2 separate regions of the Homo sapiens genome follow, and region 1 is linked to region 2. A link is a loop called in an ENCODE intact Hi-C map of the cell type or tissue named here. Cell type or tissue: PC-9. All regions are shown on one strand. Links, peaks and the distances in the headings refer to the core of each region. The heading gives the core; the rest is flanking DNA.

Region 1 (16,393 bases), core at 5,410-10,409, 260 kb before region 2:
TAATTAGACAACTCTTTTCTCTACAACTCACATTTCTTTTCTTTTTTTTTTTTTTCTTTTTTTTTGAGACAGAGTCTCACTCTGTTGCCCAGGCTAGAGTGCAGTGGCGTGATCTTGGCTCACTGCAACCTCTGCCTCCTGGGTTCAAGTGATCCTCCTGGCTCAGCCTCTTGACGCATGAGCCACCACGCCCAGCTAATTTTTGTATTTTTAGTAGAGACAGGGTTTCACCATGTTGGCCAGTCTGGTCTCAAATTCCTGACCTCAGGCATGAGCCACCATGCTCGGCCTCGGCCTCATATTTCTTTCTTTCTTTTTTTTTTTTGAGACACCATCTCACTCTGTTGCCCAGGCTGGAGGGCAGTGGCGTGATCACAACTTACTGCAACCTCTGCCTCCTGGGTTCAAGCAATTCTCGTGCCTCAGCCTCCCGAGTAGCTGGAATTACAGGTGCGCGCCACCATACCCACCACAGGTTTTGCCGTGTTGGCCAGGCTGGTCTTGAACTCCTGGGCTCAAGCAATCCACCTGCTTCAGCTTCCCAAAGTGCTGGGATTACAGGCGTGAGCCACCGTGCCCGGCCTAAAACTCATATTTCTTGATAAATATTGGAAACATATTCCCTAGAAATAGTCTAACTCGGCCGGGCGTGGTGGCTCACGCCTATAATCCTAGCACTTTGGGATCACGAGGTCAAGAGGTCGAAACCATCCTGGCCAAAATGGTGAAACCCCATCTCTACTAAAAATACAAAAATTAGCCGGGCGTGGTGGCACACACCTTGTAGTCCCAGCTCCTCGGGAGGCTGAGGCAGTAGAATTCCTTGAACCTAGGAGGTGGAGGTTGCAGTGAGCCAAGATCACACCACTGCACTCCAGCCTGGGCGACAGAGCCAGACTCCATCTCAAAAAAAAAAAAAAGAAATATTCTAACTTGACATTTTGTGTGTTTTGTGTGTTTTTTGGTCCTTGATCAACAATATACTAAATCTTAATACTAGGATGTATATTTGTGTGAAGGTAGAAGGTCAAACTTGACCTTCTTTTTAACTTTGTGTGCAAATAGTGTGAATGTGCCCTGGACACCTCCCTGCAGCATTGGGCTATGATTTACTGGTTTTCTGAGCTGCTATTAAATCTGGAAGTTTTGATGTTCTTATCAAGAGTAGTTCTGCCCTATTTCTGTGTGATAATTTAGAGAACAAGCAGATTGCAGCTTTAGAGAAGTCTAGTCCAGAGGAGGCTCCTTTGAGCATTTATTTTTGACTTCGTTTCAATTCACAGGTCCTCTTTCTTTTACTTCCTGAAAATGTTGTCAGATATTTCCAATTCTTCAGTCTTTTTTGTTTACATTCTAAGCCTGTTTAACTTTTTTTTTTAAATTGGTTTAGTTTTCTCAGTTTTATATCTTAGAAAGGGATCTTTTGGGATAATTGTCACTGAACCGAAAGCAATTTGATGACTCATATTGTAGACACTGTGAGAACATGTTGAGGAAAAAACAGATGTTTTCTTCTCTACTTCTTTGTGGTTGGCGCGCTGGGGAGGTAGCCTGCTGAATCCATGTGCCGTGGGGGAGCCGCACGGGGTGTCTGGGCTGGCTCTCCTCCCACAGGTGGCTGCCCCCCAAGCTGTACCCTATTCTGCAGGAAATGATTTGTTTGGCAGCCAGAGCTTGCTTTCCACTAAAGAACATTGCCTTGGCTCTGGCAAACCCTTTGACTTAGGAACCATTTTGGCCTGTCCCATTATTTTGCAGAATGAAGCGCTTTGGGTTTGCTATACAGCTGGTTTTGGTTTTTTGCTTGTTTTTTTTTTTTCTTTTTTCTTTGTGTTCCCCCCCGCCCCGAGAGATCAACTCTTTCATTTTATCCCTTTCTGGATCAGAAACCATTGAAACCAGTGAAAGAAGAATAGCCCAGTGCAGGGCACTCACGTCTATTCAACACTGAATCCTTAATATGCTAGATGAGCCCAGCACATTTCATACAGTGCCATGGTGCCCTCCACGGCCTGACCTTCCAAAGCGAATTTTCTCTGCTAGAGACATCACTAATATATATTGAGTGCTTACCTACATACCAGGCACCCTTTTTTTTTTTTGAGACAGAGTCTCACTATATTGCCCAGGCAGGAGTGCAGTGGCACTATCTTGGCTCACTGCAACCTCTGCCTCTAGGGTTCAAGCAATTCTCCTGCCTCAGCCTCTTGAGTAGCTGGGATTACAGGTCTGCATCACCACATCCAGCTAATTTTTGTATTTTTAGTAGAGAGGGGGTTTCACTATGTTGTCCAGGCTGGTCTCGAGCTCCTGACTTCAAGTGATCCACCCATCTCAGCCTCCCAAAGTGTTAGGATTACAGGCATGAGCCACTGCACCCGGTGTAGGCGTTCTTTTATTTTTCTTTTCTTTCTTTTTTTTTTTTCCGGGCTCTCTTTAAAGCATGTTACAAGTAATTATCAACTAGAAACCATTATCCCCATTTTATAGATGAGAAAACCAAGGCACAGAGAGATCAAGTAACATATCCAAGATGGCAGAGCAGGTAAGTGCAGATAAGGACCCGCCTAAATTTGTCCATGTCCTGATTGCTGGAACCTGTGAATATGTTAGTTCCATGGTAACGGGGAATTGAGGTTGCAGGTGCAATTAAGGCTGCTAATCAGCTCACCTTGAGATGGGGAGATTATCTGGAATTAGCTGAATGGGCCCAATATAATGTCAGGTCCTTAAAGTGGAAGATTATCAGGGAACCTGCCCCCAATAGTCATGTAGGTTCTTTTCTATTTTCCCTAAGCATCCGCCGGGTTGAGAAATAAAGGGACAGAGTACAAAAGAGAGAAATTTTAAAGCTGGGCATCTGGGGGAGACATCACATGTCGGTAGGTTCCTTGATGTCCCACAAGCTGCAAAACCAGCAAGTTTTTATTAGTGATTTTCAAAGGGGAGGGAGTGTATGAATAGGGTGTGGGTCAAAGAGATCACATGCTTCACAAGGTAATAGAATATCACAAGGCAAATGGAGGCAGGGCGAGATCACAGGATGGGCGAAATTAAAATTGCTAATGAAGTTTCGGGCACGCATTGTCATTGATAACATCTTATCAGGAGACAGGGTTTGAGAGCAGACAACCAGTCTGATCAAAAATTTATTAGGCGGGAATTTCCTCGTCCTAATAAGCCTGGGAGCACTATGGGAGACTGGGGCTTATTTCATCCCTACAGTTTCGACCATAGAAGATGGCCACACCCAAGGGGGCCATTTTAGAGGCCTACCCTCAGGGCCGCATTCTCTTTCAGGGCTGTTCCTTGCTGAGAAAAATAATTCAGCAATATTTCTCCCATTTGCTTTTGAAAAAAGAGAAATATGGCTCTGTTCCGCCCGGCTCACCAGCGGTCAGAGTTTAAGGTTATCTGTCTTGTTCCCTGAACATTGCTGTTATCCTGTTCTTTTTTCAAGGTGCCCAGATTTCATATTGTTCAAACACACATGCTCTACAATTTGTGCAGTTAACGCAATCATCACGGGGTCCTGAGGCGACATACATCCTCCTCAGTTTACGAGATGACAGGATTGAGATTAAAGTAAAGACAGGCATAGGAAATCACAAGGGTATTGATTGGGGAAGTGATAAGTGTCCATGAAATCTTCACAATTTATGTTCAGAGATTGCAGTAAAGACAGGCATAAGAAATTATAAAAGTGTTAATTTGGGGATCTAATAAATGTCCATGAAATCTTCACAATCCGTGTTCTTCTGCCATGGCTTCAGCCGGTCCCTCCATTCGGGGTCCCTGACTTCCCACAACAGAAGATGGAGGCAGGAGGGTCAGGGTCAGAGTCAAAGTGATGCATTGGGACAAAGATTCAGTCTGCTGTTGCTGGCATTGAAGACAGTGGAAGGGACCACAAGCCATAGAATCTAGGTGGCCACTAGGAGGTGGAAGAGGCAAAGGAACAGTTTCTCCCCTAGAGCCTCCAGGAACAATGCAGCAGCCTTGCTGACACCTTACTTTTAGCCCCAGGAGACCCGTCTTGCACTTCTGACCTCCAGAAGTGTAAGATAATAAAATTGTGTTGCCTTTAAGCCACTCAATGTGATAATTTGCTATAGCAGCAGTAGCAAGCTAATACAAGGAGAGATGGATTTTTAAAAATCTCATCTGGGCTGGGTGTGGTGGCTCACACCTGTAATCCCAGCACTTTGGGAGGCTGAGGTGGGTGGATTACCTGAGGTCAGGAGTTCGAGACCAGCCTGGCCAACATGGTGAAACCCCGTCTCTACTAAAAAATTAGCCGGGCGTGGTGGAGCGCACCTGTAATCCCAGCCACTCAGAAGACTGAGGCAGGAGAATTGCTTGAACCCAGGAGGTGGAGGTTGCAGTGAGCCTAGATCACGCCACTGCACTCCAGCCTGGGTGAAAGAGCGAGACTCCGTCTCAAAGAAAAAAAAAAAATTAGCCAGGCGTGGTGGCAGGCACCTGTAATCCCAGCTATTTAGGAGGCTGAGGCAGGAGAATCACTTGAACCTGGTAAGCAGAGGTTGCAGTGAGCCAAGATCATGCCATTGCACTTCAACCTTGGCGACAGAGCAAAACTCTGTCTCAAAAAAAAAAAAAAAAAAAATCTGAAGAAGATGTACTCTTTTTTTTTTTTTTTTTTTTTTTTTTGTTTTGAGATGGAGTGTCACTCTGTCACTCAGGCTGGAGTGCAGTGGTGTGATCTGGGCTCACTGCAACTTCCACCTCCCAGGTTCAAGCGATTCTCCTGCCTCAGTCTCCCAAGTAGCTGGGATTACAGGTGCCCGTCACCATGCCCAGCTAATTTTTTTTGTATTTTTAGTAGAGACGGGGTTTCACCATCCTGGCCAGGCTGGTCTCGAGCTCCTGACCTCGTGATCCACCTGCCTCGGCCTTCAAAAGTGATGGGATTACAGGCATGAGCCACCACACCCAGCCGAAAATGTACTCTTAACCACAGTCAGTCCTCCATAACCATTTTGTATTGTAGGTTCAAACAACCATGGATCGAAAATATGGGGAAAAAAATTGTATCTGTACTGAACATGTGCAGACTTTTTTTCTTATGAGTCCCTAAACAATGGTGTATAACAACTATTTACATAGCATTTACATTGTATTAGGTATTGTAAGTAATCTAGAATTGTAGTAATTACGGGCTCATGCCTGTAATCCCAGCACTTTGGGAGGCTGAGGCGGGCGGATCACCCAAGGTCAGGAGTTCGAGACCAGCCTGGCCAACATGGCGAAAACCTGTTTCTACCAAAAAAAAAAAAAAAAAAAATTAGCCAGACGTGGTGGCGTGAGCCTGTAATCCCAACTACTTGGGAGGCTGAGTCAGGAGAATTGCTTGAACCTGGGAGATGGAGGTTGCAGTGAGCTGAGATTGCACCACTGTACTCCAGCCTGGGTGACAGAACGAGACTCCATCTCCCAAAAAAAAAAAATTATAAAGTATGCAGGAAGATGTGTGTAGGTTATATGCAAATACTATGCTATTTTATATCAAGGACTTGAGCATCTGCAGGTTTTGGTATCTGAGGGATGACTGGGATGACTACACATCTTTCATGATGTTGACAATCAGTGGAAGATGAGGGATGTTGTAATTTTGATTAAATTTCTCCATTCAGAAAATGGTGGTGCTTTCTAATTTCCTACCAGATCAGCTCACTGCAAGCTCCACCTCCCGGGTTTACACCATTCTCCTGCTTCAGCCTCCTGAGTAGCTGGGACTACAGGTGCCCGCCACCACGCCCGGCTAATTTTTTTTTTTTTTTTGTATTTTTTTAGTAGAGACGGGGTTTCACCATGTTGGCCAGGATGGTCTCGATCTCCTGACCTCGTGATCCACCTGTCTCAGACTCCCAGAGTGCTGGGATTACAGGTGTGAGCCACCACGCCTGGCCGATCAGGCCCATACTTCTTTGCCTGACACTGAACAATTCCTAAAACCTCATCCTGCAAAACCATACCTGCTCCATGCAAAACCAAAACTTCAAGACTCTAAAACCATGCCAGTCTCCAAAACATACCCTTTTCTGTAGACACATTTATTTTATTCTTGTTTCATGAATACATTTTACTTCAACATCTCTGCCTTTGTTCATATTGTATTTCTTTGTGGAATGACCTCTCTTTCTCCTTCCTTCTATCCAAATCCTATTCATCTTCAGGACCTGGCATAAGTCCCACCTCCCTGTGAAGCCTTTTCGGACCACAGCAGCCTTTTCCTGACTTTAGTGAAGTTCCCACAGACTGAATCACACCTCATCTTGCATTGCTTCCTTTTCCCCCATGTGTTTTTCTTGTTCTCACAACTATATTAACTCTTGGGGGGAAGGACTGTCATTTACAGTCTACATCGTACAGTCTACAGTCTAATATCCTCGACATTGACTAGTCTGATGACTTCCAACACCAAATCTCTGGGGGTTTCTCTTCCACACCAGCCGACTCTGCAGCACCAGCTGGGTGTTCAACAATTCAGTTCAATCCTGACACTACCAGGAGTTAGCACCGACCCTCACAGGTTAAGTAAGGTCTCAGTCCCACAAGACTACCATTACCAGAAAGGGATCCTGATGCAGACTCCAAGAGAGGGTTCTTGGATTTCACACAAGAAAGAATTCCGAGGCTGGGCACGGTGGCTCATGCCTGTAATCCCAGCACTTTGGAGGCCGAAGTGGATCTGAGGTCAAGAGTTTGAGACCAGCCTGGCCAACATGGTGAAACCCCATCTCTACTAAAAATACCAAAAAAAAAAAAAAAAAAATTAGCTGGATATGGTGGCACGAGCCTGTAGCCCCAGCTACTTGGAAAGCTGAGGCTCGGTTGGGCACGGTGGCTCATGCCTGTAATTGCAGCACTTTGGGAGGCCGAGGCAGGCAGATCACGAGGTCAGGAGTTCGAGACCAGCCTGACCAACATGGTGGAAACTCATCTCTACTAAAAATACAAAAAATTAGCCAGCTGTGGTGGCAGGCGCCTGTAGTCCCAACTACTTGGGAGGCTGAGGCAGGAGAATTGCTGGAACCCAGGAGGTGGAAGTTGCAGTGAGCTGAGATCGCACCACTGTACTCCAGCATGGGCGACAGAGCGAGACTCTTCCTCAATTAAAAAAGAAAAAAGAAAAAAGAAAAGAAAGTAAAGAAACAAAAGAATGGCTACTCCATAGACAGAGTAGCCCTGAGGACTGTTGGTTTATTTTAAGGTTGTTTTTTGATCAGTTGCTAAGCAAGGGATGGATTTTTTAAGAGTTTTCTGGAAAAGGAGCGAGCAAGCCCCAGAACTGAGGGTTCCTCCCTTTTTAAGCAATATAGGGATATAGGGTAACTTCTGGGCATTGCCACGGCATTTGTAAACTGTCACGGCTCTAGTGGGAGTGTCTATTAGTATGCTAATATGTTATACTTAGCATATAATGAGGTTGAGGATGACTAAAGTTCCCTTTAGTCGCTGTGTTGGTTTTGGTGGGTTTGGGCTGGCTCTTTTTCTTTTACAGCATCCTGTTGTATTTATTATCAGGGTCTTTATGACCTGTATCTTGTGATACCAGTCCTGAGGACCTCCTGTCTCATCCTGTGACTAAGAATGCCTGACATCCTGGGAATGCGGGGCAGCAGGTCTCAGCCCCATTTTACCCAGCCCCTATTTAAGTTGGAGTTGCCCCAGTTCAAATGCCTCTGACACTACCCCCACTTACTTCAGATGCCAGTCCTAAATCCAGGCCGTCCATACTTCTTACTGACCAGCTGTAAAGGGAGGGGAGTTCCTATAATCCCCAGCTCATATTTGATAATTTGCTAGAATGGCTTGCAGAACTCAGGAAAACATTTTTTTTTTTGAAACAGGGTCTCACTTTGTTGCCCAGGCTGGAGTGCAGTGGTGCTATCATAGTTCACTGCAGCCTCAAACTCCTGGGCTCACGTGATCCTCCCACCTCAGCCTCCCGAGTAGCTGGAACCACAGGTGCGCACCACCACGCCCGGTTAATGTTTTAAATAAATTTATGTAGAGATGGGGTCTCACTATGTTGCTCAAGCTGGTCTTGAACTCCCACGCTCAAGCAATCCTCCCACCTCAGCCTCCCAAAGTGCTGGGATTACACGTCGGAGCCACCATGCCTGGCCCAGGAAAACAATTTACTTAAAATTGCCAGTTTATTGTAGAGGATACAACTCAAGAAGAGCCAAATGGAAGAGATGTGTAAGGTGAGCTTGGGGTGGGGATGCAAAGCCTCTATGCCCCGTCCAGGGATGCCACCCTCCCAGCACCCCATGTATTCACCAACCTCGAAGCTCATCACGTCTCCAGATTTGAGAGATTTTATGCAGCTTAATGGCAGCCTCCTCCCTGCCCTTTCAGGAGATCAGTGGGTGGGATGAAACGCCCAACCTTCTAATCACTTGGTCTTTCTGGTGACCAGTCATTTGTGAGACTATATGGGGACCCCACCCTTTGTCACCTCAGTACATGTGTTATCAGAGAGGCTCATAACAACCAAAGACACTCCTGTCTTTCAGGAAATTCCAAGGCTTGTAGGAGTTCTGTGCCACTGAGGACAAAGACCAAATATATTTCTTATTATATCACATCTAGTAAAGGTCTGAGCCTCAAGGTGACTCTCGGGAAGTGGTTAGCAACCAGTGAGCTGTTGCTCTATTATGATTTAGAAAATAAGGAAATGAGGCAGGGCATGGTGGCTCATGCCTGTAATCCCAACACTTTGGGAGGCTGAGGCAGGAGGATCACCTGAGGTCAGGAGTTCGAGACCAGCCTGACCAACGTGGCAAAGCCCCGTCTCTACGAAAAATACAAAATTAGCCAGGCATGGTGGCACATGCCTGTAATCCCAGCTACTCGGGAGGCTGAGGCGGGAGAATTGCTTGAACCCAGGAGGCGGAGGTTGCAGTGAGCCAAGATCGCACCAGTGTACTCCAGCCTAGGCAACAAGAGTGAAACTCCATCTCAAAAAAAAAAAAAAAAAAAGAAAATATGGAAATGCAATAGATTCAGAATCATAAGATGTAGACACAGAAGGAATCTTGGAGAACATTTAAAACTTAGGGAACTCTTGAGACAAAATCTCACTCTGTCACCCAGGCTGGAGTGCATTGTCACGATCTTGGCTCACTGTAACCCCTGCCTCCCAGTTCAAGCAACTCTCGTGCCTCAGCCTCCCAAGTAGCTGGGATTATAGGTGCCCACCACAATGCCTGGCTAATTTTTGTAGTTTTAGTAGAGATGGGCTTTCACCATGTTGGCCAGGCTGGTCTCGAACTCCTGACCTCAAGTGATCCACACACCTCAGCCTCCCAAAGTGCTGGGATTACAGGTGTGAGCCACCACGTCCTGCCTTATTATTATTTTTGAGACACAGTCTTGCTCTGTCACGCAGGCTGGAGCCATGTCAGCTCAATGCAACCTCTGCCCCCCTGGATTCAAGCAGTTCTCCTGCCTTGGCCTCCTGAGTAGCTGGGATTACAGGTATGTGTCACCACGCCCGGCTAATTTTTTGTATTTTTAGTAGAGACTGGGTTTCCTGACCTCAAGTGATCCACCCACCTCGGCCTCCCAAAGTGCTGCGATTACAGGCGTGAGCCACTGCGCTGGGCTCATGGTTCCTAATTATATCGCAGAACCACACCTCTGTGTCCCAAACATTATTGCAAAGCATTTCTCTTCTCCCACCTTGTTCCCACCCCCAACCTTGCCCAAAGCTTAAAGCTTACAAGTCACCTAAATATTCTATTAGGGGAAAAAAACTCCAGCATGTTTTATTATCTGATCAGATGCATCATCTCATACCCCCTTTCCCCATGATTTCTCCTGCATTTCTTCTTGCTATTCCAGCCACTCCTATAGCCTTTTCTTCTCTTTTTTTCTTTTTCTTTTTCCTTTTTTTTTTTTTTTTTTGAGACCGAGTCTCCCTCCGTTGCCCAGGCTGAAGAACTGTGGTGTGATCTTGGCTCACTACAACCTCTGCCTCCTGGGTTCAAGTGATTTTCCTGCCTCAGCCTCCAAAGTGGCTGGGATTACGGGCACCCGCCACCACTCCCAGCTAATTTTTGTATTTTTAGTAGAGACGGGTTTCACCATGTTGGCCAGGCTGGTCTCGAACTCCTGGTGTCAAGTGATCCACCTGCCTCGGCCTCCCAAAGTGATGGGATTACAAGTGTGAGCCACTGTGCCTGGCTTAGCCTTCGGTTTTGCTATTTTCTCTTTTTACTAAGTATCTGGCTAAAAGGGTTTTCTTGGAGCTAGTACTGAAGTGGTATCCTTAAGGGAGGTAAAAAGTCCAAAAGCTGGCTTAAGTGTCCAGTAAGGAATCACTTAATTTGGCACAGAGGGAAGCATTGCCTCTGTAATGGTCACCTATGAAATCCTTTCCAATTAAACAGCCTTCTCCTTTGTGCTGTAGTCTCTTTGTATTGGTGTGGCCATTTGTCTGTGGGTAATAGCCAACTCGCAATGGATTGTTGCTGCTATTAATCTTTTTTTCAAGAAAGAAAATGACACACATAATAACCTGTTTGAAAAAGCCCTTTAATGGTACATTATTATTTGTTGTCTGGCTACAGAACAGTGAGGGCAGTGCATAGCTGTCTATACACTTTTCTTGCTGCTACAGAACTGATTGACTGCAGTAAAATAACCTTAAGATGTGTTTCTATGTTTCAGTGTAGAGGGTATACTTAGAATTTCCTGTATTTATCCTTCTATTAATACCATACTCAGACTGGGTGCAGTGGCTCACACCTGTATTCCTAGCACTTTGGGAGGCCAAGGCAGGCAGATCACCTGAGGTCAGGAGTTCAAGACCAGCCTGGGCAACATGATGAAACCCCATTTGTACCAAAAATATAAAAATCAGCTGGGCGCAGCAGCACGTGCCTGTGATCCCAGCTACTTGGGAGGTGGAGGCAGGAGAATCGCTTGAACCTGAGAGGCAGAGGTTGCAGTGAGCCGAGATGGCACACTGCACTTCAGCCTGGGCAACAGAGGGAGACTCGGTCTGAAAAAAAAAAAAGGAATAAAAGAATGGCTACTCCAGCCGGGTGTGGTGCCTCACGTCTGTAATCCCAGCACTTCGGGCGGCTGAGGAGAGTGGATCACTTGAGGCCCGGAGTTCGTGACCAGCCTGGCCAACATGGCAAAACTCCGTCTCTACAAAAAACTTAAAAAATTAGCCAAGCTTGGTAGCATGCACCTGTAGTTCCAGCTTTGAGCCCAGGAGGCAGAGGTTGCAGCGATCTGAGATCATGGCCTGCACTCCTAGCCAGGGGCACAGAGCAAGGCTCTGTCTCAAAAAAAAAAAAAAAAAAAAAAGGAAAAGAAAAGAAAAAGGAAGAAAAAGAAATAATAGCTACTGCATAGGCAGAGCAGCATTTTTTTTTTTTTTTTTTTGAGACCAAGTCTCACTCTGTCACCCAGGCTGGAGTGCAATGGCATGATCTCAGCTCACTGCAACTTCCGCCTCCCAGGTTCAAGCAATTCTCCTACCTCAGGCTCCCGAGTAGCTGGGATTACAGTCATGCACCACCACGCCTGGCTAATTTTGCATTTTTCGTAGAGACAGGATTTCACCATGTTGACCAGGCTGGTCTCAAACTCCTGACCTCAGGGATCCACCTGCCTTGGCCTCCCAAAGTGCTGGGATTACAGGTCTGAACCACCGTGCCTGGCCCAGAGGTCACTTTAGTTACCATCTTGCTTTTGGTGGGTTTGGCTGGCTTCTTTACTGCATTCTGTTTTATCAGCAGGGTCTTTAAGACTTGTATCTTGTGATACCAGTCCTGCTGACCTCCTGTCTCATCCTGTGTCTAAGAATGCCTGACCTCCTGGGAATGCAGCCCATTAGGTCTTGGCCTCATTTTACCCACCCCCTATTCAAGATAGAGTCGCTCTGGTTTCAGATGCCTCTGAGGCAATTACTGGGCTGGGCACGGTGGCTCACACTTAGCACTTTGGGAGGCCAAGGTGAGCGGATCACTTTAGGTCAGGAGTTCAAGACCAGCCTCGCCAACTTGGTGAAAGCCCATCTCTACTAAAATACAAAAAAAATTAGCCAGGTGTGGTAGTGGGCACCTGTAATCCCAGCTTCTCGGAAGGCTAAAGCAGGAGAATCGCTTGAAGCCAGGAGGCAGAAGTTGCAGTGAGTCCCGATTGTGCCACTGCACTCCAGCCTGAGTGACAGAGCAGAACTCTGTCTCAAAAACAACAACAACAAAAACAATTACTGTCATAAAAATGATAATAACAAGTATTGATGAAGATTTGGAGAAACTGGAACCCTCACATATGGCTAACAAGAATGTAAAATGGTACATCTATTTTGGAAAACAATTTGGCAGTTTCTCAAAATATTACACATAAACCGACCATACAACTCAGCAACTCTAACTCTTAGAAATTTACTTTCACAAAGTCATGCACTTGAGTGTTCCGAGCAGCGTTATTTATAATAGTCAAAAACTAGAAACAGTTGACATGCCATCCACGTGTAAATGTATAAAATGTGGTTTATCCGTACAGTGGAGGGCTGGGCACATGGCTCACACTTGTAATCCCAGCACTTCGGGAGGCCGAGGCAGGCAAATCACTTAAGGTCAGGAGTTCAAGACCAGCCTAGCCAACATGGTGAAACCCTCTGTCTACTAAAAATACAAAAATTAGCTGGGCATGGTGGCATGCACCTGTAATCCCAGCTACCGCATGAGTACACTCAGACAATTGCAAAGGAGTTCCACTCCTCTCACCTTGGGGTCAGCACCTACCCCCATTACACCCATGATCAGCAGGAAGAAGTTAGAGCAGTCTTCACCCTTTTTCCATATTCATTAGCCAACACCTTAAGATTAAGGTGTTATAAAACCCAAAGCGAGGCCAGGAGATCGAGTCCATCCTGGCTAACACGGTGAAACCCCATCTCTACTAAAAATACAAAAAATTAGCCGGGCGTGGTGGCAGGCACCTGTAGTCCCAGCTACTCGAGAGGCTGAGGAAGGGGATGGTGTGAACCCGGGAGGCAGAGGTTGCAAGGAGGTGAGATCGTGCCACTGCACTCCAGCCTGGGTGACAGAGTGAGACTCCGTCTCAAAAAAACAAAAACAAAAACAAAACAAACAAAAAAAAACCCAAAGCAAGAGATTGAAAGTGCCATGGCAAAATTATAACTGAGACAGTGAAAGAGATCTGACCTAACCAACTCCATCTTGCTTTGCATCTCCAAGCTGTTCTTATTCATTCCTGGGCACAGACCGAACTAACTTTGGAAGGAACTTGGTTTATAGTTTAAAACAATGACGATAACAGCCCTTTACCAAAACAAAGTTCCTTCTTGCCTGGAGACTAGACTGCCTTTGTCGGACTAACAAATTAGCCACAAGATTAGAATTTATGGTTTAGGAGTCATGCAGCTGGAGGATACAAGATTCTGACCCTCCTTAAACTGCTCCTAAGATCAGTGTTTGAGATGTTTTGCAGACCCTGCACTCGATGGATCATCTGGCACCACCCAGATCGATAAAATGGCCCATCTGATCTTATGGCCCCTGACCTGGGAATTGACTCCAGCACAAAAGGACAGCTTCAGTTCTGCATGATTTCATCTCTGACCCAACAGTCAGCACTCTTGACTCAATGGCCTTCCCTCCCACCCCCACCAAATTATCCTGAATTAAAAACTGTGATCCCAGAATGCTCAGGGAGACTGATTTGAGTAATAATAAAACTTTGGTTTCCCACACAGCCGGCTCTGCCTGAATTACACTGTCTGTATTGCAAATTCCCCTGTCTTGATAAATTGGCTCTGTCTAGGCCGTGGGCAAGGTGAGCCCGTTGGTCAGTTACAACCATGCTCAGCTAATTTTTTGTATTTTTTGTAGAGATGGGGTTTTGCTGTGTAGCCCAGGCTGGTCTTGAACTCTGGGCTTAAGGGATCCCCCCATCTCAGCCTCCCAAAGTCCTGGGATTACAGATGTGAGCTACCATGCCCCGCCTAACTGAGTAGCTTTACTTATTTATTTAAAAAAATTAGTTTTATTTTTTATATCGTAAGCCTTACTTGCAAAATGAGTAGCTTTCAATAGATGATCTTTCTCTCTTTTTTTTTTTTTGAGATGCAGTCTTGCTCTGTCAACCAGGTTGGAGTGCAGCGGCGCAATCTTGGCTCACTGCAACCTCTGCCTCCCGGGTTCAAGTGATTCTCCTGCCTCAGCCTCCCAAGCAGCTGGTATTACAGGTGCCCGCCACCACGCCCAGCTAATTTTTGTATTTTTAGGAGAGACAGAGTTTCACCATCTCGGACAGACTGGTCTTGAACTCCTGACCTCGTGATCCACCTGCCTTGGCCTCCCAAAGTGCTGGGAAATGACAGGTATGAGCCACTGCGCCTGGCCAGTGATCTCTTCTTACTGCACTCTGTGACTTGCCTTGAATTCCTTCCTGCACAAGATCCAGGAACCCTCCCTTAGGGTCTGGGTAGGGACCCCTTTTTCTGGCAACAGAGACTTTAAATACTTTTATGACTGCCTCTGATAGATTGTTCTACACATCTGTCCTTTTTGTTAACATGATTATAGGAAATGTAATTTAGGGCACCAAGAGAAGATCTATTCACGGAACACAGGAGTGAATACACACTGCCTCTGTATTGATGGAACTCATGCTGGGCCATTAAGTATTTATCCATGTATGCAAATGAGCATTGTTTTCAAGATATTGAGCCTCTCCTACCTTTCCTTCTAACTGATCCAAATCAGAATAACCTGATTGGTGAGCTGAGCTTCACCTCTAACTTGACTTGTTGTTGTGCTGCTATTGGTAATGAGGTGATACTAAGGGACTTTTTATGTTGATAGTGTGAGCGTCTCACATGCATGGGATAGGTAGGGTATGTGGGCCCTGGGTTTTGACTAGGTGAGATGCGAGGAAATACTTTTTTCTCTTTTTTTTTTTTTTTTTTTGAGATAGAGTTTCGTTCTTGTTGCCCAGGCTGGAGTGCAATGGTGCGATCTCAGCTCACTGCAGCTTCCACTTCCTGGGTTTAAGCGATTCTCCTGCCTCAGCCTCCTGAGTAGCTGAGATTACAGGCACCTGCCACCACTCCCGGCTAATTTTTTGTATTTTTAGTAGAAACAGGGTTTCACCATTTTGGACAGGCTGGTCTCAAACTCCTGGCCTCTGGTGATCTGCCTGCCTTGGCCTCGCAAAGTGCTGGGATTACAGGCATGAGCCACTGTGCCTGGCCTTTTTTTTTTTTTTCACCATTTTTTGAGACGGGGTTTCACTCTGGCCCAGGGTGGAGTGCAGTGGGACTACAGGCATATGCCACCATGCCCGGCTAAATTTTGTATTTTTTAGTAGAGATGGGGTTTCACCATGTTAGCTAGGCTGATCTCGAACTTCTGACCTCATGCGACTCACCAGCCTCGGCCTCTCAAAGTGCTGGGATTACAGGCATGAGCCACCACGCCTTGCCAGATATGAGGAAATACTACCCACTTTGGCAGAGTGCTTTATCCTTGCTAAAATACCTTACCCCAAATGCAAGAAACAAATCTTATTCCTGTTTGTTTTTTGAGACGGAGTTTGCTCTTGTTGCCCAGACTGGAGTGCAACTGCGTGATCTCAGCTCACCGCAACCTCTGCCTCCTGGTTTCAAACCATTCTCCCACCTCAGCCTCCCGAGTAGCTGGGATTACAGGCATGCTCCAGCATGCCTGGCTAATTTTATATTTTTAGTAGAGACGGGGTTTCTCCATGTTGGTCAGGCTGGTCTCGAACTCCCGACATCAGGTGATCCGCCTGCCTTGGCCTCCCAAAGTGCTGAGATTACAGGTGTGAGCCACCACGCCCGGCCCTTATTCCTGTTATTATGTGCAGATATTGAGAGGTGACAGCGTGCTGGGAGCCCTCTCAGCCCTCGCTCGCTCTTGGAGCCTCCTTGGCCTCGCTGCCCACTCTGGCCACGCTTGAGGAGCCCTTCAGCCCACCGCTGCACTGTGGGAGCCCCTTTCTGGGCTGGCCAAGGCTGAAGCCAGCTCCCTCAGCTTGCGGGAGGTGTGGCGGGGGAGGTATGGAGGGGGATGCGCAGGCGGAACCGGGGCTGCGCGTGGTGCTTGCGGGCCAGGGCAAGTTCCGGGTGGGTGTGGGCACGGGCGGCCCCGCACTCGGAGCTGCCCGCCAGCCCCCCGGCCCCGCCGCCCCGCCGGCACGGGCAGTGAGAGGCTTAGCACCTGGGCCAGCAGCTGCTGTGCTCAATTTCTCGCCCGGCCTTAGCTGCCTCCCTGCGGGGCAGGGCTCCGGACCTGCAGCCTGCTATGTCTGAGCCTCCCCGCCCCCGCCGTGGGCTCCTGCCCTGCCCGAG
Region 2 (16,393 bases), core at 6,613-11,612:
CGCCCCATCCCAGCCCTTCTCTGCAATGCCTCTTCCCTCAGCTTACCCCCTGTCATGGTCCTAATCAATTCCCCAGCCAAAAAAAAATGTGTTCGTCCAGAGAGTTGAATCCTCAAATCACCCAGATAATCAATATTCGACTACTGTGCTACAGAGCAGGAGATCGATTTGCTGCCAGCCATTGCCAGGCAACTGGAAACTTTCATGCCATCCCCCTCCGACGAAGGCACCGTGGATAGTGGGGCAGCACTGCGGGGCTGGGTTTTAGGGATCAGTGGTGTGCAAATGCAGTGGACCGTAGGGAGAAGAGAGGGTCTTGCTGCTTTCTTTTTTAAAAAAATAAAACAGGATCTCACTCTGTCACCCAGCCTGGAGTGCAGTGGCATGATCATAGCTCTCTGCAGCCTCAATTTCCTGGGCTCAAGTGATTCTCCCACCTCAGCCTCCCAAGTAGCTGGGACTTGACAGGCATGGGCCACTGTGACTGGCTAATTTTTTTTTTTGCAGAGACTGGGTCTCACCGTGTTGCCCGGGCTGGTCTCGAATTCCTGGGCTCAAGTGATCATCCGCCTTGGCCTCTCAAAAGGCTGGGATTATAGGCGTGAGCTGCCATGCCCGGCCTTCCTGCTGCTTTCAAGACTTCAGTGATGTTCCATCCAACATTCTGGCTTGAGGAAAATCACTTGTTTAAAAATCCTTTTTACTATAGAAAATTTCAAATATTTGCTCAGAGGGATACTATAATGAAAATCCATGTACTCATTACCTAGCTTTAACAATTATCAACCATGGGTGAATTTGGTTTTATTCTACCAGTCCCTCTCTGCCATCGGATTATAGTTGAGCAAATCTTCAACATCATTCATAGATATTTCAGTATGTATCTCTGAAAGAGAAGAAATCTCTTTTTTCATAAATATTTCAGCATTTATTTGCAAACCTACGATGCCATTCGGTACCTGGTTTAATATAAAAATTTAGTTGTGTTTTTTATTTTTATATTTTTGAGACAGGGTCTCACTCTGTCACCCAGGCTGAAGTGCAGTGGCACCATCCTAGCTCACTGCAGCCTTGACCTCCTGGGCCCAAGTCATCCTCCTGCCACAGCCTCCCCAGTAGCTTGGACTACAGGTGTGCACCACCATGCCTGGTTAATTTTTTAAAAGTTTTTTGTAGAGATGAGGTCTCACTATGTTGCCCAGGCTGTAAAAAGGCTAGTTTTTTTTTTTAAAAAAAAATCTTATTCTCTTATTTTAATTGCAAAAGTAATACACACTCATACTAAATAAAACAATACAGAAATATATAAGAAGGAATCTTAAAAAACAAAAAACCACAACATCATTATCATACTTTCAAGAAATTAATCTTTGTTTCTCCATAGCATCAAATATCCAGTCAGTGTTCAAACTTCCCTAAATACCTTAATTTTTTAAAGTTTTCTTTTAATCGGGAATCAAACAAATTTCAAACATTCAGCTGGGCATGGTGGCTCACACCTGTAATCCCAGAACTTTGGGAAGCCAAGGTGGGCAGAACACTTGAGGTCAGGAGTTTGAGGCCAGCCTGGCTAACACGGTGAAACCCCGTCTCTACTAAAAATACAAAAAATTAGCCAGATGTGATCTTGGCTACTCAGGAGGCTGAGGCAGGAAGATCGCTTAAACCCTGGAGGCAGAGGTTGCAGTGAGCCAAGATCACACCACTGCACACCAGCCTGGGCAACAGACTGAGATTCTGCCAACAAACAAACAAATAAAAAAAACATTGTAATTGGTTGGTATGTTTCTTAGGTTTCTTTTAATCTGCCAGTTTCCCTTGCAGTTTATCTCTTGAAAAGGAGGATCACTGGTTCTGTGGAGAATCCCGCAGCCCAAATCTTACACCCCGTGGTGGGGTTTAGCACGTGCCTCCATCTCCTGCACTGCCAGAAGGTTTCCATGGATTGGAAATTGGACCAAGCAGCTTGGTCAGATTCAGGTTTGACATAGTGGTAAGACTACTTTCTTAGCCATTTTCATCAGGTGTCTAGAATGCCTGGCCTCACATGTTTATTGAAGGAGGAGAAGAAAGGCTACTTTGGAGAAACCCATAGATCCATTTTCCAAGTCTGACTAACCAAGATTCTTCAGAGGTGCTGAGGGATTTATCTGATGACAAAAAAAAATATCTATATCAATAATTAATCTCGAAGTGTCCTTGTTGCAGCCAGTGATAAGAGAAAGCTGCACAGTGCCTGAGTCTAGCAGATCTGCGGAGACCACTCTGGGACAAAATACATAAACACTAGTAAATTACTTCAAAGCTTTTCTCTTTTTTAATTAACTGGAGTAATTTTGTAATAATCCCCATGGCTTGTGTCTTAAAATGCAAGTCAGTTAAGGATCGAATCCATCCTCCCACGGCGTTTCTCTAGTTCTGGGGCTCAGACCACGAGGGCTCAACCCCGCGGGATGGCGGTGACTCAAGGGCTTTCATAAAACACACAGAACTTTCCGGCTTCACTCCAGCCTCGGCAGATGGTAACAAGTGTCAGAAGCATTCAATTAGCCCCTGCATTTGCTCATGATTTAACAAGCTCCGTCTAGTGGCATACCTGTGATATGTGGAGCTGCAGAGACGTAAGCTTCTGAAGGACTCTATAAAAAGCTTTTTGAGAATGATGGGTTTGAGTATTTCAAGTTCCCAGACTGCCGTAAAAGGCAAAGGCCAGGCTCCCCCATTCCTCTTGACTGTGTGCTCACACAGCAAATTGAGCTTCCAAAGGCAATTAATTCCACAATCCTCAATTCCACAGGGGATCATGGGCTGTGCACACAGCTTCATAGAACCACTGAGCCAGGGGGACTTTGCCCTATATAGAAACCCTTGTGTTTATACACCTTGGAAATGCTTTTCAAAGCCAATTCGCTCACATTGTCATGTTGGAGCCTCACAAAATCCTGTTAAGTAGAACAGTTATTATCCCATTTGATGTATTTAAAAAAAAAAAAACAAACCATCCAAAGTCTGAGGTCAACAGGGAGGGAGTGATGACGTCCATTCAGAACCCATCCGCCTCCATTCTGAGCCTCTGGTGCAGGCTCCGGCCAGCACGGCCCCAGCAGGAGGTCCCAAAGGCAGTCCTGTAACCTTCATCCAGGAATTACGGGGGCTCCACCGTGCCTGGCATTTAACCATTCATTCAGGGAGAGCAAATCCAACAGTTCACGAGGACCATCCTGGGATGCTGTCGTCTGGATGGTCAGGAAGTGAAATACAGGCCCTGTGGCCTTGCTGCAAGCCTCGGTCCTCCCTGGACCTGGAGGCCACTGGATGTGTGTCCCCTTCGTGGGAGAGCTCCGTCCACCTGGAGACAGTAACCACGCTATGTCCAGCCACCCAGCAGGACCTCTCCAGGAGGACAAACCCGCATTCCTCACTGTCTCTCCGGGGAGAAGGTGTCTACCCTGAACAATCATGCCCCATCATGGTATATATGCATAGGCGGTGAGGCATTCTGGGCTCAATCTTTATGTGTCCCCCAATTCCAGGCTGACCTCTCGACTGTGGTGGACAAAGGAACAACCCCAGGTTTCTTTTGCAGGTCCCCATTCAGGAAATGCACCCTCCAGCCCCGGCCCTTCCACTTTGCCAGTGGAGAGTTTTCCGCTGAGCTGGAAGGCTGCACCCTGTCACACACCAGGTGTGCGAGGTCCAGTGCGTTGGCAGAGAGGATGGTGGAGGAAATGGTTTGGAAAGAAACTTAGCAGCAGCTGTGGAGGCAGAACCAGGAGCCGATTGGCCAAGAGGCAATGTTAGCTCCCCCTTGGCTCCTCCAGGTGAAGCAAGTTTTACATCCCAAAGCTCCATGGATCACAGGGCGACCACTCTCGGCTGGGGACTGCAGAGCGAAGGTCCTCTGTCTACCTGCATGTGAACCACCTGGTAGCTTTTGCCCCAAAACAAGTAAATCCAGCTCTCTGGGGTGAGTTTCTAACATCAGTGTTTTGTAATATTCCCCTGCGAGGAGAATGTGAATGCCAGCCAGAGTTGAAAATCATCCGCTTGGCCGGGTGCGGTGGCTCATGCCTGTAATCCTAGCACTTTAGGAGCCCGAGGCGGGTGGATCACGAGATCAGGAGTTCAAGATCAGCCTGACCAACATGGTGAAACCCCGTCTCTACTAAAAATACAGAAATCAGCCAGGCGTGGTGGCGGGCGCCTGTAATCCCAGCTACTCAGGAAGCTGAGGCAGGAGAATCGCTTGAACCCAGGAGGCAGAGGTTGCAGTGAGCCGAGATCGTGCCATTGCACTCCAGCCTGGGTGACAGAGCAAAACTCCATCTCAAAAAAAAAAGGAAAGAAAAGAAAGAAAATTATCGCGTTAGGGAGTCCCCAGTGCAGGGGTTTCTCAGCCCTCACTGCACCCTGGGATTCTCTGGGAGCTTCAACAATACCGGCTCCGGGACCCCTCTTCACAGATCCTGATCTCACAGCTGGGGTGCATGGGGTGCAGCCGGGGGCCGGGATTTTTGAAAGGCTCCAGGTGGGTCTGACATTGAGACAACAGGGCCACTGCACTGACGCTTTTTTTTTTTAATTGTAAAAAACAAGCCCCTGCAAACTCTGGCTTGATCTGGCTTTGAGAAAGCCTCTCTATTCTTTCCTTTCTTCTTCTTCTTTTTTTTTTTTTTAGAGAGAGGGTCTAGCTTGGACTCCTGGGCTTAAGCAATCCTCCCTAGTAGGTGGGACCTCACCTGGCTGAGTCCTTTCTGTGTAGCATCTGCACACAGGTAAAACTGACATTGAAAATCTCAGCAAATTGGCAAATTAATAGACAGGTAACCCCCAGGAATGACTTCATTTCCCTTGTGAGTACTAATACTCCCAAACGTGGTGTGGCCTTTAAACACCGTATAAACCGCTTTGCAGAAGTTCTTGTTTGAGCATCACCAGTGCCACAGGGAAGCAGTTATTCATCTCAGACTTCTGTTTCCTCAGCTGTAAAATGGAGCCAAGTGGCTTGCGTGTGTTTGCTGGGTTTGGGGGAAGCCAGGGCTCCAACCCAGGCCTCTGACTCTGGGCTCAGGACCTCTCCCCCTTAACTTGCTTACGAGACACACTAGAGCCACGTCCAGGAGGAAAGGTAGGCTGCCTGGGGGCAGAAGGTGGTGTTTTCTGCAGAAAAAGAACATCAGGGGCCGGGCGCAATGGCTCATGCCTGTAATCCCAGCACTTTGGGAGGCTGAGGCGGGTGGACCACCTGAGGCCAGGAGTTCAAGACTGGTCTGACCAACATGGTGAAACCCCGTCTCTACTCAAAATACAAAATTAGCCGGGCATGGTCATGTGTGCCTGTAATCCCAGCTACTCGGGAAGCTGAGGCAGGAGAATCGCTTGAACCTGGGAGGTGGAGGTTGCAGTGAGCCAAGATTGTGCCACTGCACTCCAGTGTCTCACGCAAAAAAACAAAAAACAAAAAAACAAAAAAAACCACAGGGATTGGGGATAATCCATGGCCACCGTGATGGTGAGGCTCTCCCAAGGCTAATTCTCCCATCCCGCAAGGGCAAGAGCCCTTTCCAGATGCTCCTGCAGAGATGACAAACCATGAGAAGGGTGCTTAGCACTGCAGCAGGTTGGTTGGGAGGGCAGAGGTTACCTGCAAGACAAGGCCAGCTGGGGTGAGCCCCGGCAGGTGCAGGGACAGGGCTCCTGGGGCTGACGACTGGAAGCCTGTCCTCCCCTTGGGAAGCCTGGCACTCCCTGACATCAGGGCTCCTGCCTGGCTGTGGCTGGCACTTGGCTCTGGACGACTGTCTCTTGGATCACAGAGGGGCCAGGATGAGGACTGGGCAGAGTGGGGCCCTCTACATGGAAGGATCTCACCTCCCACTCGCTCCTTCCATGGGGTTGTCAGAGGACCGCAGACCCGTCCTAAAGGCAGCACAGACACAGAGCCTTAATTCTAGTCCTTATATCACAGTCCCCACCCCCGGGATAGATTGTGCTTTTTTCCAGAGTCAGAATGGGGACGCTCAGGGCTTTATTGAACGTTTATTGTAAATACCAGTTTTGTTCTTCCCATTAGAGAAGGAACGTGCTGTCTCCACGCTGCCGAGGTGGAGGGGCGTGGGGAGGAAGCTGTCCCTCTGCTGGCCGTCCCTCCCCTGCTCTGGTGGCTCCTCGGGGGGCTCACAGCACAGGTCCAAGTCCTCAATGTGCCAGGTGAGTCCTCCCCACTGGCAGCTCCTGTCCCCTGCCGCCAGCCTGTCTTGCATCAGCCACACCATGCCCTTTAGTGTCAGAAGCTCCTCGGCTTGGGGACCCCTGTGGCTTCTGTCCTGTAGACCCCACGCCTAGCACAGTCCCTAGCCCATTGCACCCTGTGGGTGTCGCTGAGTGAATGCCTTCACGGTTCCTCCTCCCTCCTCTTCTCTCCACCTAAAATACTTGTTTTCCAGTCCTCCATCTGGAAATGTGACTATGTTTTCTCATCCATACACAGCGATGCAATAGCGCCAGGCTCACTGGCCAGGGGAGTGATACAGGGGGGCACCTGGCACAGTCGGGCACAAGGTAGTCACCGCACAGCCACCACCACTTCCGTCATGGTCGGTATCATATAGCGGGGCAGAGATTGGGCTTTGGAGCCCAGAGAGGCCTGTGTTCAAATCGACTCTGCTCTGACTTGTGGTGTGGACTTGGCCGCGGGACTGAGCGCGGGGCCTGCTCAGGGGCCAGCGTCACAGGGAAGACAGTCCGAGCAAGCATGGGTCAGGGCGCTGAGGCTTCCTCCTGCGAGCCAAAGGGAAACTCAGCCACGGGGACTCAGGGAGGCCTGTGGGGCAAGTCTGAGCCTCCCTCTCGGTGGCCAGTGGGCCTCTCCTTAGGTGCCTGGGGCACCTTCTCACCCAGCAGCTGGCTGCCTGGAGTGGGCAGCCCCAGGGGCTGGGTGGTCCTAGCCATGTGGGTTGGACTCTGTCCACCATTCTGCCCTTTCTGCTCACTCAGGTTCCTGCGAATGGTGTCGGGCCACCGTCTATATCTTCTTCTCCTGCCTCAGGACACAGGGAACCTAGGGAACTCCAGACAATGGTCGAGGACTGGGGGAGCCCCCAGGGTTCCTGAGTCTCCTAGGAGGACAGTGGAGCAAGGATTTGTGTCCGCAGGCTGGAGTCAGGCTTGCATTTGATGCCCTGGTTACCTTTGCAGCATCTGGGACAGAGTGGTGTGGAGATAGGGAGGGGGTTTTGCCCTGGGCCTGCCCAGGTGTTACTTCACTTCCCCAGCACTCATCTGTCATGCCCCTCGAATCCACATCCGACTAGGAGGCCCTCCTCTCTGGCCACCTTTCCTTTCTACCAACAACCCCCTAGTTCTTTTTCTCTCTCTCTGCCTTCGCTTCCTCCACTCTCTCCCTGCCCTAGGATCCCAGCTCCATCCTGGAGTCAGAACCTGCAGGGGCTTCGTTCCTGCAGAGCATGCTGGGGCTTCCTTCCCGCAGGATGTGCAGGGGAAATCGTGATCTGTCAAATCCACGTTCACCCTCTCCCGATGGACTAGGAGAGGAATGGTGCGATTCCTTCCAGAAGGCCTTCCCCACGTGAGATAGGGAGAAAGAGAGAAGATAGGGCAAATTTTGTGAGGGAAAAAAGTACAAACCACTGGGATAGATGACAGCCATGTTCAGAGGCTGGGGAGACTGAGAGAGGAGAAGGAGGACTCTGGGGTAGGTGGTGTGTGTGAACACACAGACAGAGCCTGGGAGAGGGGCAGTGCTAGGGACTCTCAGGGGCTGGAGAGCAGAGGGGACGCGGCTGGGAAACTCCCAGGGAAGCAGGTGAGTGGGAGCTCTGGATGGACGCAGAGGAGACTGTCCTCCAAGCCGGGCCACCCACAGCACCCAGGGTGGAAACAGACAACTCGCAGCTCTCTTTCCAAGGTCGAGAGGTCACAGAGCAGAGCCAGGCCAGGGCCATAGCTCTGCAGGCCAGCAGGAGGAGCGGGGCAGCCTCCCTCTCCACCACCTCCCCCGTGGCCGCCTGGATTGCCCTCGGCTGTGCCAGAATCTCCAGCACACTCAGCCTGGCCCAGCCCAGGCCTCTCAGGGACTGGCCTCCCTGCCTTTGCCCAGCCTCCTGAAAAGCACAGCTGGCCCCACTCAGGAGCAGTTAGCCTGAGGGCCCTTCCTGTCAGCCGGTAGATCACTGGCTGGCTGCCTCAGTCACCACTTGGTGGAGGTGACTGCAGGTAAGCAGGCGCCTGGGAGTCTGGCTCGTGCCACCATCTGCATTTTTTTGTGAATCCTGGAGTATCTTGTCACATTATCTCTAACCAGTAGAGAGGCATGTGTGCACACGTGTGCATGCGTCTGTATGCTCTCATCTATGTGTATTTGAGTGTGTGTGTCTACATGCACCTGTGTGCATGTGTGTGTACCTGTGTGTGCATCTGTGTGCTTTGTGTGTGTGGGTATGTGTGTACATGTGTGCCTATGCATGTCTGTGTCTGCGTGTGTGTTTATGTGTATGTGTGCACACATGCATCCATGTATGTGTGTCTATGCACGTGTGCACATGTGTCTGTGCTTCTGTCTGCCAGTGCACATGTATATGTCTGTGCATCTGTGTGTGTGCACGTGTCTGTGTGTGCAAGTATACACATGGCTCTCTGCGTGTGTCTGTCTCCCTGCGTGTCTGTGTGTGTGCGTGCATGTGTGCTCACAAGCTCTGGGCGTGGGCCCTAGTGTCTGAGAGCAGGGATGAGATTGTTTTGCCTCAGAAAGCCCAGGGCAGAAACATTTCCCCCGCACGATCAAGGCCTTCCGTGGCTGCTCAGAACACACCGCGTTCCCGGCCGCACACGCAGTCACACGGGCTGGTGCACACTCACACTCAGGCCCGAGCCCTCCCGTCACACTCTTTGGTCTCCCGCAGGAAGCCCCCGGAGCCCCAGCCCACAGGCCTCCATTCCCAGCGGGTACCCCGGGCCCCACGCTTTCCTGTGAACCCTACAAGCGCAGCCTGCCCGCCCCTCGCTGGCTGCCTTCAGGGAGCCCCCGGAAAGCCGGGCCGGGGAGCTGGCAGGGACACCCCAGGTCTCTGCGTCCTGCCTTCCCGCGCCCTCAGCAGCCCAAGCCGGGGCTCCAGCAGGGAGAGCAAATGTTGTCTGCAGAAGGCGCCAGGCCTCCCCAGCTCCCCCAAGGCCTATTGCGAGCCCAGGCACAGGAAAATTGTTCCAAGCGCGCTCCTCATCCTTGTCTTCAGCCCTGTTGGCACTACCCGGTGTCAGGGATGCCTCCCTGCCCTCGCTATGAGAACATCATTTTCCTTCTTTTTCAGGCCCACGAAGGAGCTCCTCGCGGTGCCGGGAGCGCCCCCTCGTGGCGAAGCCGCGCAGGCACAGTGTCTGGGACACCTGGGGTCCAGGTGCCTTCCCAACACCTGAAAGGCGGGATGGGAGGCGGGGGCAGATGTTCACCCGCTTCTGTCCCTACTGATCTTCCTCCCCCCGGAGTCCCGGGTGTTGAGGGAAGAAACCTGCACTTGGATGCTTTTCACCGAGCTGAGCCCTTGGATACCTGGAAACACAATACCTCCCTGGGACTAATGCCATCCTCAGGGCTCACTCTGGATCCGGCTATACCTGTTGCAGCAGCAATTCTCTGGGAACACTTCAGAGCCCTCTTTACAGATTGTTTAGATTGGGTGGGGATAAGCTGGGCATGGTGGCTCACGCCTGTAATCCCAGCACTTTGGGAGCCTGAAGCAGGAGGATTACTTAAACCCAGGAGTTTGAGACCAGCCTGGGCAACATAATGAGACCCCATCTCTACCAAAAAAAAAAAAAAATAGCTGGACTTGGTGGCATGTACCTGTAGTCCCAGCTACTCAGGAGGCAGAGGCGGGAGGTCGAGGCTGCAAGGAGCCAGGGTTGTGCCACTGCACTCCAGCTTGGGTGATAGCGCAAGACCCTGTCTCAAAAATCAAAATAAAAGCTGGGGGCCAGGTGCGGTGGCTCACTCCTGTAATCCCAGCACTTTGGCAGGCTGAGGCGGGCGGATCACGAGGTGAGGAGATAGAGACCATCCTGGCCAACACGGTGAAACCCCATCTCTACTACAAATACAAAAAATTAGCCGGGCGTGGTGGCAGGCGCCTGTAGTCCCAGCTACTCGGGAGGCTGAGGCAGGAGAATGGTGTGAACCCGGGAGATGGAGCTTGCAGTGAGCCGAGATCGCGCCAATGCACTCCAGCCTGGGCGACAGAGCGAGACTCCATCTCAAAAAAAAAAAAAAAAAAAAAAAAAAATGGTGGGCGCGGTGGCTCACGCCTGTAATCCCAGCACTCTTGGAGGCCGAGATGGGCAGATCACCTGAGGTTAGGAGTTTGAGACCAGCCTGGCCAACATGGCAAAACTCTGTCTCTACTAAAAATACAAAAATTAGCTGGGTGTGGTGGCCCATGTCTATAATCTCAGCTACTTGGGAGGCTGAGGCAGGAGAATCGCTTGAACCCAGGAGGCAGAGGTTGCAGTGAGCCAAGATCATGCCACTGGACTCCAGCCTGGGCGACAGAGCAAGACTCCATGTTTAAAATAAATAAATTTTTAAAAATAAAAATAAAAAGATTGGGTGAGGATCTTGTGTGGTGGTGGGCGGTTGGGGGGGCGGGGGGGCAGTTCTCACCCCATCCAGAGCAGGCACCAGGGACAGAAAGTGTGACCCTACAATTTGTGGAACCAGCTCCTGTCAAACTCTCTTTGTCCTCTCAGAGGCAGAGGAAGGACAGAAAGAAAGAAGATCATTTGTCTTTAAAATTTTTCCAATGATAAACAGAAATCATTATAGTGAGAGCCAACGTCTGTATAGCATGTCCCATGTGGCAAGCCCTGTTCTAAATCTTTCAGACACATTAACTTATTGAATCCTCCCAACATTTTCAATGTGGAAAACTGGTAAAACACAAAATTACAAGGAAGGAAAATAAAACCCACAGTTCTATCATGCATTCCCTGCCAGTTCTTCATCTATGCATATGGATTTTTTAACAAAATAGTGATGGTGCCGCACAGTACACTTCTGCGTTCTGCCTTTTCTCATGGCCCAAGGTCATTTGTCTTGGGAAATACTCTTAATGGCTGCTTTGTATTCTGTCTTCGGAATGTACTGTCATTTATTTGACCATTCTGGGGGAAACTTCTGCTTTTACTACAAAAAGCCTGTGTGTTGGGAGCTCGAAGGGCTTGTTTCACTCCAGCCTCTGAGCCTGCTGTGTGTTCACAATGGTGTAGGAGCAGTGACAGTTTCCTAAACCCCCGTCTGTGGGAATCTCAGGTGTGTGTGTTACCTATGTGTGCAAGTGCCTGCGTGAATGTGTGTGTGTTTCCCGTGCTTAGACTTGCCGTATAAGTACTCATACTTCCTAGGAATCTGTCCAAAAGAATTGAAAACAATAGGCCAGGCATGGTGGCTCACACCTGCAATCTCAGCACTTTGGGAGGCCAAGGCGGTAGGATTGCTGAGGCCAGAAGTTCGAGACCAGCGAGGCCAGAAGTTCGAGACCAGCCTGGCCAACATGACTAAACGCCATCTCTACTACAAACACAAAAATTAGCTGGGCGTGGTGGCGTGTGCCTGTAGTTTTAGCTATTTGGGAGGCTGAGGCAGGAGAATTGCTTGAACTCTGGAGATGGAGGTGGCAGTGAGCCGAGATCGCACCACTGCGCTCCAGCCTGGGTGACACAGTGAGATTCCATCTCAAAAGAAAAAAAAAGGAATTAAAAACAATAGAAACAGCTGGGCACAGTGGCTCACACCTGTAATCCCAGGACTTTGGGAAGCCAAGGCGGGTGGATCACATGAGGCCAAGAGTTCAAGACCAGCCTGGGCAACATGGTGAAACCCTGTCTCTACTAAATTACAAAAATTAGCTGGGCATGGTGGTGTGTGCCTGTTGTCCCAGCTAGTCAGGAGGCTGAGGCAGGAGAATCACTTGAACCAGAGAGGCAGAGGTTCCAGTGAGCCGAGATTGAGCCACTGCACTCAGGCCTGGGCGACAGAGTGAGACTATGTCTCAGAAAAAAAAAAGAAACAAATACATGTAATATATATGTAATAACCAAAAGGCGGAAACAACCCAAATGTCCATCAATGAATAAAAAGATAAAATGCAGTATAGACACAAAACAGAAGCTTATTCAGCTATAAAAAGGAGAGGCTGGGTGCAGTGGCTCACACCTGTAATCCCAGCACTTTGAGAGGCTGAGGTGGGCAGATCACGAGGTCAGGAGATCAAGAAGAGCCTGGCCAACATGGTGAAACCCCGTCTCTACTAAAATACAAAAATTAGCCGGGTGTGGTGGCGCGTGCCTGTAATTCCGGCTACTCAGGAGGCTGAGGCAGGAGAATGGCTTGAACCAGGGAGTTGGAGGTTATGGTGAGCCAAGATCATGCCACTGCACTCCGGCCTGGCAATAGGGTGAGACTCCGTCCCCCTCACCCCCCCAAAAAAGAGAAAAAGATGGTTAATGTTTTTTATACAGAGACAGAGTCTTACTCTGTCACTCAGGCTGGAGTGCAGAGGTGCAATCTCAGCTCACTGCAGCCTCGAGCTCCTGGGCTCAATCATCAATCCTCCTACCTTAGCCTCCCAAAGTGCTGGGATTACAGGTGTGAGCCACCGTGCCTGGCCCAAGAGGGCTAATTTTATGTTATGTAAGTTTTGCCTGAATTTAAAAAAAAAAGTCATACTAATGGCATCTATCAAGCCAGGCTTTCACACAAAATAGCCCTTTATAGTCAAATTATTATTATTTTTTTAGAGACAGGTTCTCACTCTGTCACCCAGGCTGGAGTGCAGTGTCGTGATCATGGATCACTCGAATCTTGACCTCCTGGGCTCAACTGATCCTCCCGCCTCAGCCTCCGGAGTAGCTAGGACCACAGGTGTGCACCACAGCACCTGGCTAATTTTAAAATATTTTCTAGAGACAGGATCTCACTATGTTGCCCAGACTGGTCCCAAACTCTTGACTTCAAGCGATTCTCCCGCTTGTTCGTGTCCCAAAATGTTGGGATAATGGGCGGGAGCCAGTGTGGCCACTGATGGTCCAATTCTTTCTTCCTCTTTTGCTGCCCGTCTCTCACAGCCTGCCCCTTAGCCTCCGACTGTGAAGTTTAGACCCGAATTGGTCACACGGCACCTGTTCTCATCATCCCATTCTCTCCCCTTCCTTCGCTTGGTCCATAATCTGTATTTGTCAGAGAAAGGACTTCAGTTGCCGTGGGGATCTGAATGGACTTTGCTGAGGATTTTGGACCTTATTTTTATTTTTCAGACCATGTCTAAAAGAAACAAACGGCCCCAAGGCAGGGTTTGGGTGGCAGCCAAGCTACTGTGAGGTTCAGCTCTCCTGCTCACGCAGGACAAAGGGATGCACACACGGGTGGAGAAACATGGGGGTACTTTTTGCAATGGATGTGGGAAAGGGAACCACCAAGACTGTTATTGGCTGGGCACGGTGACTCACGCCTGTAATCTCAACACTTTGGGAGGCCGAGGTGGGCGGATAACTTGAAGTCAGGAGTTCGAGACTAGCCTGGCCAACATGGTGAAACCCTGTCTCTACTAAAAATACAAAAATTAGCCGGGTTTGGTGGCGCACACCTGTAATCCCAGCTACTGGGGAGACTGAGGCAGGAGAATCACTTGAATCCGGGAGGTGGAGGTTGCAGTGAGCCAAGATAGCACCACTGCACTCCAGCCTGGGCGACAGAGCAAGACTCCATCTCAAAAAAAAAGAAAAAAAGACTTCTATTTGGTGGCCTGTTTGCCTTCCCCATTACACTTTCACTGTGAGCTCATCAAGGGCTGGGACAGTGTTCTTCACTCCATTTCTCCAATGCCTGGGTCGTATCACGGACTTGGCACATGGGAGGAACCTCGTCAGTGTTTCATGAGTGAGTGAAGCCCACTCAGCGTTTGATGATGGATGAATGTTTGGATTCATTAACGAATGTGAATCACACCTCAAGCCGAGCTCCACATTAGATTCACCTGGGGAGCTTATCAACAGCCCTGTGATGGCTGCACCTAAAAGCAATTAATTCTGAATCTAGGGGTAGGGATGGGGCCCAGGCCTTAGGATTTTTTTTTTTTTGAGACGGAGTTTCGCTCTTGTTGACCAGGCTGGAGTCCAGTAGCGTAGTCTCAGCTCAGTGCAATCTCTGCCTCCCAGCTTCAAGCAATTCTCCTGCCTCAGCCTCCCGAGTAGCTGGGATTACAGGCACCCACCACCATGCCCGGCTAATTTTTGTATTTTTAGTAGTGATGGGGTTTCTCCATGTTGGCCAGGCTGGTGTCGAACTGCTGACCTCAAGTGATCTGCCCACCTCGGCCTCCCAAAGTGCTGGGATTACAGGCGTGAGCCACTGTGCCTGGCCCAGGCTTCAGGATTTTTAAGAGCCTCCCAGGTGATCTCAAGGTGCAGCCAAGGTTGAGAACCACTCACAGACAGAATGGGACATCTGGGACCTTAAAATTTCACACTAACATTTAGACACCGAAGTCCATGCAGAGGACATGGAAACCAAATAGAAACTAACAAGAAAGACACGAAAAACGACGGAAGCTGTGAATCAGGGCATAAAGATACAAGATATTGAGATCATACATAAAGAACCAGCGGGCATGGAACCGAGGGAAGGGCTAGCGCCTGTCCCGTGGGCCAGCACTTGCTAAGAGCCTGTTTTGTTCATGACACTCCCAGGAGCTGTGCTGTCTCAGTGAAGAGCATTACTTAGGAAAATCCCATTCTTCCCCCTTGACATCTCAATGACTTGGCTCCTGCCCAAACCCCCTGCTCAGGGTGGCTCTGGCCTTTGTTTTTCTCAGATTTGGTCTAAACAGTGAGGTTCTGGCGCCAGCTCGGACAGGCTCCCAAGGCTGTTCAAGTTTCAGGACGTTGGCAAACCAATTGTTCCATGGGACCATTATTTAAAAATAAATTATGTAAACTTAGAGTTACATCAATTACATAAAAAGATAGTAGATGCTCAAAACATCACTACTAATTATTTTACTACATTTTACTGCTATCTATGCTCTTTTAAAAATTTTAAGTGGGGACAGTTTCATTTTTTTTACTTTATTTTATTTATTTATTTATTTATTGAGATGGAATTTTGCCTTTGTTGCCCAGGCTGGAGTGCAGTGGCACCATCTCGGCTCACTGCAACCTCCGCCTCTCGGGTTCAAGTGATTCTCCTGCCTCAGCCTCCTGAGTAGCTGGGATTACAGGCCTGCGCCACCACGCCCGGCTAATTTTGTATTTTTAGTAGAGACGAGGTTTCTCCATGTTGTTCAGGCTGGTCTCGAACTCCCGACCTCAGGTGATCTGCCCGCCTCAGCCTCCCAAAGTGCTGGATTACAGGCATGAGCCACCATGTCTGGCCTGTTTATTTAGTTTTTGAGACAAGATCTTGCTCTGTTGCCCAGGCTGGAGAGCAGTGGTGGGATCATAGCTCACTGAGGGCTGGGTGTGATGGCTCACGCCCCTAATCCCAGCACTTTGGGAGGCTGAGGCGGGTGGATCATTTGAGGTCAGGAGTTCAAGACCAGCCTGGCCAACATGGTAAAACCCGTCTCTACTAAAAATACAAAAAATTAGCTGGGTAGGGTGCTGCACACCTGTAATCCCAGCTACTGGGGAAGCTGAGGCAGGAGAATGGCTTGAACCTGGAAGGGGGAGGTTGCAGTGAGCTGAGATCACACGACTGCACTCCAGCCTGGGCGACAGAGTGAGACTCCACCTCAAAATAAATAAATAAATAAACAAACACATATATACATACATACATACATACATACATACATACATACATACATACATACATAGCTCCTTGTGGCTTCGAGCTTCCAGACTCCTGCCTGAGCCTCTGGAGTGGCTGCGATTACAGGCTCAAAAGGTCCTCGGCTCCAGCCATCTTGCTTCGGTCAGACCTGCATCAAATCCCAGTCTTTCCCATCCTTTCTCAGTTGGTGACACATTGATGAACTTCCTATATGATCAGGATCCACCAGGGATGGCGCACAGCTGCAATAGAGCAGTATCTGTCAATTGCCATTGAACCCCAAGGCCAACCCTGCCTGTTGAAGTGTGTGTCACTTGGATGCTGGGGAGAAATTGTGCTTTATCTGTAAAGCTGGAACACCTTTCCTCTAAACAGCAAATGATTGTTCACGATACCCAATTATTTCTTTCTAAATAATTATTTTTTTCTAATTTACTTTTGAAGCATAATGTACATACATTGACATGTACATATCTTTTGTTGTTGTTGTTGTTGTTGAGATGGAGTCTCAGGCCGGGCGAGGTGGCTCACGCCTGTAATCCCAGCACTTTGGGA

What was found. Peaks named below come from ENCODE experiments on the same cell type or tissue, not always from the same donor. Only the 100,000 strongest peaks of a DNase experiment are listed, where the experiment ranks them.
Region 1: it touches region 2 in a loop (7-fold over the local background); 6 of 110 quality-filtered maps call a loop at or near these places.

What each region holds. Positions count from the first base shown.
Region 1 is chr17:76,790,035-76,806,427 of GRCh38, forward strand. It overlaps LINC02080 (long intergenic non-protein coding RNA 2080), which reads left to right and starts at 9,010. Exons shown (of 3, transcript NR_110837.1): 1 at 9,010-9,510; 2 at 14,151-15,919; 3 at 16,254-16,393. It also overlaps a transcript of MFSD11 not described here. RefSeq lists an enhancer at 14,442-14,965. In PC-9, for the core only: no CTCF peak of the experiment used is centred there; a DNase peak (open chromatin) is centred at 7,627; H3K27ac peaks cover 589 bases.
Region 2 is chr17:77,047,073-77,063,465 of GRCh38, forward strand. No RefSeq gene overlaps it. Among named protein-coding and RNA genes, the nearest start is that of SNHG20, 33 kb to the right of the region's middle. RefSeq lists an enhancer at 5,763-6,506 and a silencer at 9,255-9,468. In PC-9, for the core only: a CTCF peak has its summit at 9,388 (motif pointing left); no DNase peak of the experiment used is centred there.